Regions from separate parts of the Homo sapiens genome. Here regions 1 and 3 are each linked to region 2. A link is a contact called in ENCODE Hi-C or POLR2A ChIA-PET data. All regions are on one chromosome and are shown on one strand. The core of a region is the stretch at or near the end of the contact, and the rest is flanking DNA. Distances in the headings are between cores, read along the strand shown.

Region 1 (3,437 bases), core at 577-3,076, 320 kb after region 2:
GTTGATTACCTTTCTTCCTTTTTCCCCAAATGAATGAAAAACCTCTCATCTCAGAGATGGCAACAGATTAAAAAAAGAAACTTCAAAAATTGGCCAAGCGCGATGGCGCACGCCTGTAATCCCAGCAATTTGGGAGGCTGAGGCAGGCAGATCACTTGAGGTCAGGAGTTCAAGACCAGCCTGACCAACACGGTGAAACCCAATCTCTACTAAAAATACAAAAATTAGTCGGGCATGGTGGTGCACGCCTGTACAGCTACTCAGGAGGCTGGGGCAGGAGAATCACCTGAACCCGGGAGATGGACATTACAGTGACGTGAGATTGTGCCATTGCACCCCAGCCTGGGCAACAGAGTGAGTGAGGCTCCGTCCCAAAATAAATAAATTAATAAATGGAAATGAACAATAACTTGGAATTTCCTTTATAAAATTAGATGTCTGCATATTAAATGAAGTTTGTTACTGCTTGATTACAATTTAAATTCAAGATTATCACTAAAAATCCCTTTATAGGTAGAAGTTAGGGAAAAAGATGTGTGAACGCAAAGCTTTCTGGAGTTAAAGGGTAAAACAGTATGTATATATATATATATATATAAATGTATTTATACATATATAATGTAATATAAAATATTTATGTACAATAATATATTTCTTAATTCTACAAAATACAGAAAGAATATTATAAGAAAATGTCCCACCTTCCTTAGGAACCATGTGTACCAAGACTTTTTAGGAATAGCACCCTGCCTGAAGATTGTATTCTTGCCCACTGTTCTTTCCTAACAAAATTTCCCTTCAAGTTCTCCTTTCGTTGTGAACTTCAGTTATTGCCTTTCCACTGGCTAAACACAACCACACATATCTTTCAAAAGCTAATTGAAGCATAAAGAAGTTAAACATGATTTATTCCAGGTCAAATTTCAAGTCAGTGGAAAAGCCATAAATACAGACCTTCCTCTTGCTGAGTGTTCTGGGTGCCGGGCCATGCTGCAGGGTGAAATTTTGACTTTTGATTGGTGTTTTCAAAATTCCTTTGTGTATTTAAAAGTAGCTCATATTGACAAGATAGAAGGAAGAAGCTTGGACAAATGTCATTAACGTTGCACAATTTCACATTCCTGGACCTATCACAGGTGCCACTGGTTATTAACATATGCATGTAAAACTCCCTGAAAGACACTGTATAACTGGCTCAAATGCCTACAAATGGAAGGAGGTTTAGTAGCCTAAAATATACTCTATTTTTCCCTTTAAGTGCAACTGAATCACAATCCACGAGAAGCAGTTTGTGCAAAAAAAAAATGCTCTGCATGTAAGAGCTACACTAAACTGCACTAGACCCCGTTCTAAGATAAGACCCGTATTAACAGAGCCAGGGAAGAATGAAAAGAAGATTCTGGGAGTGCAAGATGCATTCAGGGGAAAAAAACATCACAAGCACTGAGCTGCAATGAGAAATGAGGGCATCAGAGTCGTCATAAAAAAAAATCACAAGCATGTGCAGATTAGACAGATAACGAGAGAGGCTTTTTTTTTCTTTTCTTTTTTTTTTTTTTTTTTTTTTTTTTTTTAATAAAAACGGAGGTCATTCCTCTTGCTTTCAGGAGCTTGAAAAATAAACCAGAGCGACCAAGGGCTGCAAGGCTTTGACCTTCTGGTGAAGACAGCCTTTAGCAGGAGGAACCTAATCCCAGGAAGTTGTCTGTACTTTGCTTTCTGCTACCACACTAGAAGATTACTTGATCAAACAAATGGGCATTTTTCCCCATGATATCTCTGTATCATGAAAAAGTACATTTGTCATTTAATTTTTATCTAATTGTATTGCCGTTTCCTTCTCCGCCTCTTTCTCCCACCTACCCCCACCCCTCCTACACTGGCATTCTCTGTGGTCAAAGAATCTGTTTCAGTATTAGTGTTCAATATAGCAAATGTCAAGTAAACACTCTACACATTTCCTGTGCTATTTAAAGCACCCTAAGCAATTATTTGCTCTAAAGTATTAAACTGTAAATTTTCTTAGCTGGTGCCAATTCCTATAGTAATAGCTGTCACAGAAAAGTACTTTAGAGTACTCAAACACGGCTTTTAAACCGGCAACACTCATGCTACATTTGCCAAGACTTTTCTAGTTGTCATATTTTTATAGCATGTTTTTGAGACAATGGACTAACTGCAACAAAGTGTCATATGTAGCTCTTTTTTCATATTTGAAGCTTTATAGGCACACTGTAGTCTTTCAACATAATTTTTCTCCAAGCAAAAAGATGAGATAGAACATAAAAATAGGCAGACGCACATGGTCACACTTCAATCTCATCGTTATACTGCTTGGTGTTACAGGCCAGAATCATGACCATTGGAAAATATCACTCCGGCCGGGTGTGGTGGCTCACGCCTGTAATCCCAGCACTTTAGGAGGCCGAGGCAGGTGGATCACTTGAGGTCAGGAGTTTGAGACCAGCCTGGCCAACATGGTGAAACCCCGTCTCTACTGAAAATACAAAAATTAACCAGGCGTGCTAATGGGTGCCTGTAATTCCAGCTACTTTGGAGGCTGAGGCAGGAGAATTGCTTGAACTCAGGAGGCAGAGGTTGCAATAAGCCGAGATGGCACCACTCCACTCAAGTCTGGGTAACAGAGTGAGACTCCATCTCACACACACACAAAAAAAAATCACTCCATTTGATAAAGCTCCAAATCATAATAGCTGATAAAAGAGTCCCCCAACACTAGTTCTATAAAGGGTGCACACTGTATTTACACATACAAATGCATGCAGCACTTGAAAAATATTAAGCAACCAAAACATACATATGTAAATATGTGCAAAGACTAATATACTTCTACATGTATGCCCTTATTAAGTACTTTTATGTTTGACTAGATGTGCTTCTTTTGAAATCTTTTTAGCTTCATTACATGTTTTTGTAATTTCATGGAAGTAAATTAAAAGTAACATAGTTCTAAATCCTAAACAGCTAAGACTGCATTAAATTGCCACCTCCATCTACAGAATTGTATGGCCCTTGAAAAACTTCCATGGATGAGTGCAATTTGCAACCAAAACCAAAAGCCTCTTTACCTATTTTTTAAATGTAGTGAATTATTCAAACATATTTTCCAACCGATGAAAGAATTCTCTTATTCCTGCCATGCCGGGACCCATTCTGAGTTTTACACCCACCATACCAGGTATTACTACTTGCTGAAAGCCTGCATTAAAGCATTAAGGGACAACAACAAGGTTACATTATCTTAACATATTCCACTTAATGGTTTTTGATTGTGTTATGAAGTGCCCTCACATTGGTTCCCAAAAATGTTTGCTATTTTAAGAGCCACACTATTAAGAACCACAAGTCAGCCAGGCACGGCAGCTCATGTCTGTAATCCCAACACTTTGGGAGGCCGAGGCGGGAGGATGGCTTGA
Region 2 (3,303 bases), core at 504-3,003:
CTTGGACAGCCTCCTGCGTGTCCCTTATCATCTAAAGGGTTACTACTAGACTACATCCTTTTCTGCTTTATCTCAGAGGCCCATTAAAGCATGTAACCAGACTGCTCAGATTCATACTATACTAATTTTCTCTTTCCAAAAGAAACCAAACAACAAAATAAAACTCCACCAAGTGACTAAACTAAATTCAAATATCCATACAATTCTATCCACGGCAACAGCGTCAGTTTCTCAGAAATTTCATTGCCAGGCTCCCCCACTTCAATGGACAATAGAAGAAAATGTGCCTCAATGTCGCAAACTTCAGTGCCGCTCAAGGAGCTAATTAAATCTCCTAGGATGCCCTCACCCACACCCTAAGAAATTTGAAGGGTACGCAAAATCCAAACTCAATTCAACACCATTAAAATAAAAGGCCTTTACATATAAAGCTTAATCTTGACTTTCTTTGTCCTTTTCTCCCCACAAAGTAGTAGATTTCCAAATTCCCCAAAGGTCATGAGTTTGGCAATGGAACAATGGCATCCCCAGAGTGACTGCCTTGGGGAGAGAGTTTGCTCCTCTCTTGGCCATGCCGTGGGGGCTGTTGTCTCTCTTGGGAGCTGCAAGCATCATCAAAGTGGATGAGGGCTGGCCACAGCAAGAAGTATGGTCTCTGTCCTATAGTTTTCTAGTGTTAGGGTGATGAGGTCTCTATCTATTCACAAGAAGAAAAAGAGTCATCCTAAACCATTCCCAAACTATGTTAGAAATGAAGAAAGGGGAAGGGAAATAGCACTTGCTGAGCACTTCGTTTAAATGTGCCAGTCATTATGCTGCATATTTTATATTTAATCCTCACACAACCCTACAAAGTAGAAATGATGACTCTATTTAAAGACAAACTGAAACTCAAAAGAACTTCCTCGAAATGATACAGTTAGCACATTATGGATGCAGAATTCAAACCCAGGCCTGTCTAGTTCTTAAATCCGTGTTCTTCCCATATACCATGCTGCCTCTCAAAAGGAAACACTGTTTTTGTTTTTTTTTTAAGGTACAAATATAGTTTGTGCATTTGGAAGAAGATGCGGCTCGGGACCCATTCTTTTTGTTATAGGCTTGTGCTATAAACATCCATCTTACTCTTAGTTTGACCTTTGTGCCGTGGGCTCATGTCTGTAATACAGGAACCCAATCATTTCTGAAAGTCTGTCTAACAGTGATATTGTGTGCAGCAAATGTTTAATGAATGGATGAGTGAATGTGAATCAATGGGTGGGGGAATAAATAAATAAATGAATGAATGAAAGTGAAACTGACGAGCCCATACTGGGACTGAATCGGCAATGTGGGCCTCCTGAAAGCACTGCATGTTAATCACTACTTTTTTGAGCTTTGTGACATGATGTTTGGGTGTCTGGAGAAAAATCCTGTGTGGTGGTGGTCTGGGCTTTTTTACTGACGCAATGGCCCACCTGATATAATTTTGATTTCCATCAGCCACTAAACTTAGCCTGAAGACAAAATTTCCTTTGAAAGGATTCAGCTTAGGGGAACAGATAATAAGGAGGTGGTTATTTGGGGAAACAAGAGTTACTTTACATTCCTATAACATATTTCTAAAAATGAAACATTCTCAAAGCTGGAAAGTAAGGAAAATCAAACATTGCTCTACTTGGGGTTTTGAAAATGGAACATTGATTGTTTGTAAAAGTGATGCTTAATTTGGAGGATAAGAAGCGAACTTCTTTCTATAGCCTCAAGGAGCTAATTAAAATGTGACACGGCAGTGATTATATACTTAGAGGTATCGATAGGTCCTCATTTTTCCACAGCACAGATAATCTCACGCCAGCTCTCACCTATATTAAGTGTTAGACACTTGGTACAGGAACGGATTTCTGCTCTTCCCTATCTCTCACTGTTCAGGGACCTTTGGTCAGTTCCTCAGCATATTGTACCCTAAATGAGGTGATGAGACAGCATCGAGCCAACTGAACTATCAGAGAGTGAGGTCGTAATGCTTATCGGTCACTGTTAAAACCCATCCAACCCATTTTGGTATGATTCTTGCAGTTACTAAGGCCTGGCCTTCATTCTCTCTCCACTCAGAATTCACTTTAAGCTATTATAAGAAAGCTAAAGATAAAACAGCTTCTGCATAATGAAACACTAATCCCCAGAGTGTGACGCCCACGACACAAATGAATGCTAGACAGAAGATAACCAAATGTCTAGACTTATTCAAACCTGCTTCTCATAGTTCAAACTTGTACTCACTGCTTCATCAGCTTATGAACCATAAACTGATTTAAAAACACACATGCAAAACTGAACAACAACAACAAAAAAACGCTAAACCCAGTAGAGCCTCTTCACTCAGGCCTTTTTATTTGAGTTTATCTATCCGAATGCAGTAATGCCTCCTTAAGCAGACACAGCTTACTGAAAATATACACAATTTGTAGCATCTGAAAGAGAATATGGCCTTTGTCCTTCTTTCTACTCAATATGTTGGTGGACTGGAATGTTTCCAATGTAGTCAATTTTTCTGGCTCTTTAAAATTAAATTAATAAAAGTATACAATTTAAGGATCTATAGATTTGTGTTCAGCACAATGGACTAAAAGTTGAGCTACTGGATTCTAGAACAAAATGTCACTTATAATTAGCTGAGTATATATGACATCTCAGGCATTGTACCAAGGGCCCAGAAAATTACCTCATTTCATTTTTATAATTTTCAGAAGCACCCACTTTCCTAGCTAGGATACCTACCAATTGTGTTCTTGGGCAAATTATCTTCTATCTTGGTTTGTACAACAGAAGAAGAAATTATTTTAAAATATATGGAATATAATAAAATAGAAATTTGGCCAATTAATTAATATTAGGCAGTGAAACAATAAGTGGTTTTTTTGTTTGTTTGTTTTTGGTTTTTTTGAGACAGGGTCTCACTCTGTCGCCCAGACTGGAGTGAAATGGTGCGATCTCGGCTCACTGCAACCTCTGCCTCCTGGGTTCAAGAGATTCTCCTGCCTCAGCCTCCCGAGTAGCTGGAACTACGGCACCTGCCACCATGCCCGGCTAATTTTTTGTATTTTTAGGAGAGATGGGGTTTGGCCATGTTGGCCAGGATGGTCTCGAACTCCTGACCTCAGATGCTCCACCCTCCTTGGCCTCCCAAAGTGCTGGGATTACAGGCGTGAGCCACCGCGCCCAGCCCAAGTGGTTATTATTTCAACACAGAAGTCCTTGTTTACCCGAAGCAGCTGGGAAATAGGGCTTCGCATAAAACCAGAGCAGAAGTAGCAGAGAAAG
Region 3 (3,493 bases), core at 447-2,946, 260 kb after region 2:
CTGAGAAGCTCCATGCTAGTTTATTTGTGACTTTCTCAGGGAAGAGAATTAGGTCTGTCCTACTGCAAACTGAAATAGAATAAAGTAGGATAGTATACTAACTCTTGGCAAAAAATTCTCAGCCATTCTTAATGACATCCATACCTCCAGTTCCATGCCCTGTTCAAGCATTTCGTATACCTCTGTTTTCAGTAGGAATGCCACAAACTGGTATGGAGCTTTTATTATTTTATTTTATTTTTTATTTTATTTTATTTTATTTACTTTATTTTATTTTGAGATAGGGGTCTATGTTGCCCAGTCTGGTCTTGAACTCCTGGCCTCAAGCAATCCTCCCACCTTGGCCTCCTGGGTAAGGATCTTTGTAATGAATATTATTATTTGGATGACAGACTGCAGGAAGCCCAGAATCCACCCCATTTTCTTGGCATCATAATTACTCTTTGAGAAATTGTGCTGTACACTTTGTATAAAATGAGAGCATGTAAATCAAGCAATAATAACAACAATCCTCCCATAGTATGTCAAACTCACGAGGCATTTCCTTCTCCTCCAAACCCTCCTTTCTCTCAGACAAACCAAGTAATTGAAGACATGTATTTTCAAGGAACATGGCTAAGAGCAGACTGTTTCTTTACCACATCAAACTTCTGTGCAGAAGTTAAGAAAGGAGAATCACTCTAATGCTTATTCCTAATGACTGTGATAGACTTTCTGCCTTGAATGGTGCATTTCCATTTGTAAGCTCCATTTATAGAATCACACAAGTTTTTGCCTTCCTCTGAAACCTAACACCCTGATCTTACCCTTTTTTGTATACATCACTCTTGGTGGAAATTTTCAACAACCACAAAGGTGGGGGAAAGGGCGTGGCGTACACTGACTCCTTAGTCATGTTTCCTGATGTTGCCATTTTAGTGTATTTTAAGTATTTACTTATGGCAACAATTATAGTTCACAAAGCACTGTTCTCTTTTTCCATCCGGCAGACCCCCTTGGTGTGCTCTACTACAAAAGGCAGTTTTCTGAATCACTGCTATTAATCAGTAAAGAATTGATGTCCCTATTTGGTGAATAGCAAACTGCTCCTATTGCTCTCTGAACTGAACTGAACAATCTTTTTTTTTTTTTTTTTTTTTTACTTTAAGTTCTGGGACAAATGTGCAGAACGTGCAGGTTTGTTACATAAGTATACATGTATCACGGTGGTTTGTTGTACCCTTCAACCCGTCATCTAGGTTTTAAGCCCCAAATGCATTAGGTATTTGTCCAAATGGAACTCAGCAGTCAGCAAAATATATTAAATTTGTCAGTTCTAGAATAACTCTTGTTGCCTACCTCCACATTCACATTGGTGATGTCTACTCCCTGTCCTCACTCCTGAGCACCTGTCACCTCAGACCACACCACTGAAGCTGACCACCCCATGACCCCCAACCAAGAAAGGGTAAGCCAACACAGAGAAGCCAGGGTGGGCGCTCAGAGAGACTCCTGGGTCTGGTCACTTCTGTGGGTCCACTAAGCCTGTTCCTGGTACCCCAATATCACTAAGTGGCCCAACTTAGAAATACTAGAATCAACTCCTCTGCCTTCCCCCTTATTCCACAGGTCAGCAGGGACCAAATCCTATCAATTCTATTTCCTGGTTATGCTACTTGAATCCTTCCCTTTCTGCCTCTCCAGCAAGTCTGGCTCTGCCGTCACTCACCCCTCGTGCCCTCTCACCCAGATGTCTGCCTGCTCTCATGGTTCTCCAATCACCTCTCCAGAATGCCACAAAAGCTGGCTCTAGAAAATACAGATCTGATCCTTGTACTCTCCAAACTGAAAACCATGGTGACTGCAGTATACTCTCCAAACTATCACTAAAGAGGAAGGGGGATGTGAAACATATACAGTACATTACTCTCTGCGATCTTCCTCTGTGCTATCAACAAGCAAGAAAAAAGAGATCTGGAGAAAACAGATGTGGAGGATACATGCAGAGGACCAAGAACCAAGATTTTATTCAGATTTCCTTCCGTTTTTACTTGGCTCATCTATATTTTGGGTCAGTTTTTTAGAACTCAATTTGACTTTTAATCATTAAAAATGATCCTAGAAGCATGTCCTGTGAGGCACTGCCAAGTCGCATTGATGCATTTCATTACTGCTTGAAAGGCCACATATTCAAAACACTACTAGAAGTCAGGCTAAAGAAAATAAAATGATTTTGGATATTTTTAAGCAGTTACTAAAACAGAAACAAATGTTATTTTTAATCTCTGGCTCACTGTAAACTGACAAGATATGAATATGAATTTTACCAAGTAATGTATAATAACTGCTTCTGCTCACCACAACCACATGCCAACAACTCAATTTTATATTTCATTTCGATGTTACATGTGGAACATATAATCTAGATTACAAACCATCCTCATTACAGTCCATTTACTCTAGCTAATTTTTGATAGCATGACATCATTAGCATAAAAAAGCTTAGTGAATAACTATTCTGAAATTTGCTTTTATAAAAGTCCTTGCAAAGTTTTACATTTCTAAACAAGTGAAAACCAATAGCTGAAAAATTGTAAGATGATGCCATAATTGTCCAAATGTTGCTCAGTTCACCAACAGGCTTACTGAGTAGGTTCTTTAGAAAGAAATTCTGCCAGGTAGTTTGTAATAAGAAGTATCTGCTATGGATCATGCCTTTACAAAGTTTACATTCCAGCAGGGAGGAAAGCATGTACACAATTGGCACTTTTCTTTTCTTTCTTTTTTTTTTTTTTTGCAGTAACGTAACAGAATAAGAGAAGTACAAAAGAGCTACAAAGTCTCAAAAGAGGAACCATTTTATGCAGGAGAGGGTATCAGGAAAGATTCTGGTAAGAAAGTGGGCCTCAGGAGCTAGGCAGATGGGAATTTTGAACTCTAAGTGTCTATTTCTGAAGTGAAACTAATCAATGTGTTTCTACAGTTAACATTTATTGAGCAACTACTATGTGTCACAAAGTTCATAAATGTTATCTCTAAGCTTCCAAACAAACATGGAATGACAGCCTGGTTACAAATGATTAAAAAGGGACTCACAGAGTCTATTAACATTCCCAAGAGTCATTAGTTCTTACTGAACATTAGTAAGCCAAAGGCATATTTATATCAACACAAGAGTTAATCACACAGAAAAGATGACAGTCTTAATTCGAACAATCAAGGGTCAAAATCATTATATATTTTGAATACGAATATGGTTGAATATGACAAGGATTTGAATACGTCAAAACACAAATCACATTCCCTGACATGTAACTGAAATGACAAGAATATCAAGAACTTAAGTACATGTTTATTCTAACCTCTAACATCAGTATTATGCAATGATTTCATTTTAAACTAAATGATTAAAATGTACCTTTGTTTTAAAATAGGTATTTGAGTTTCTACAGCAGTGTTTCTCCAAGTGTGAGCCAAGGACCTTTTATGTTAAATGAATCACAGGAGGGTGCTC

The links. Hi-C counts contacts between places; a loop is a spot of excess contacts on that map. ChIA-PET counts read pairs that join two places held with the same protein, here RNA polymerase II (POLR2A). Pooled maps may share reads with other maps.
Region 1: a loop to region 2 is called in a map with no recorded cell type, with 8 times the contacts of the local background. The contact joins two enhancer-like sites. A Hi-C loop is called at or near these places in 6 of 37 single-sample maps with no recorded cell type and 8 of 50 pooled maps. POLR2A ChIA-PET finds 5 or more read pairs at or near these places in 4 of 52 experiments (IMR-90, T-cell, WTC11 and 1 more).
Region 3: a pooled map shows a loop between it and region 2 (2.4-fold over the local background). The contact joins two enhancer-like sites. A Hi-C loop is called at or near these places in 1 of 168 maps with a recorded cell type or tissue (GM12878), 5 of 37 single-sample maps with no recorded cell type and 8 of 50 pooled maps. POLR2A ChIA-PET finds 5 or more read pairs at or near these places in 6 of 52 experiments (CD8-positive, alpha-beta memory T cell, GM12878, activated B cell and 3 more).

What each region holds. Positions count from the first base shown.
Region 1 is chr6:16,729,910-16,733,346 of GRCh38, forward strand. All of the region lies in intron 2 of ATXN1 (ataxin 1), which reads right to left. Among named protein-coding and RNA genes, the nearest start is that of ATXN1-AS1, 30 kb to the right of the region's middle. Within about 2 kb of position 1,827, at least 3 of the 41 ENCODE cell types and tissues checked have a DNase peak (open chromatin) inside an H3K27ac peak, as active enhancers do.
Region 2 is chr6:16,412,323-16,415,625 of GRCh38, forward strand. The region is part of intron 6 of ATXN1 (ataxin 1); the gene reads right to left. Among named protein-coding and RNA genes, the nearest start is that of GMPR, 180 kb to the left of the region's middle. RefSeq lists an enhancer at 1,792-1,981. Within about 2 kb of position 1,754, at least 4 of the 41 ENCODE cell types and tissues checked have a DNase peak (open chromatin) inside an H3K27ac peak, as active enhancers do.
Region 3 is chr6:16,668,550-16,672,042 of GRCh38, forward strand. The region is part of intron 2 of ATXN1 (ataxin 1); the gene reads right to left. Among named protein-coding and RNA genes, the nearest start is that of ATXN1-AS1, 91 kb to the right of the region's middle. RefSeq lists a silencer at 2,147-2,226. Within about 2 kb of position 1,697, at least 19 of the 41 ENCODE cell types and tissues checked have a DNase peak (open chromatin) inside an H3K27ac peak, as active enhancers do.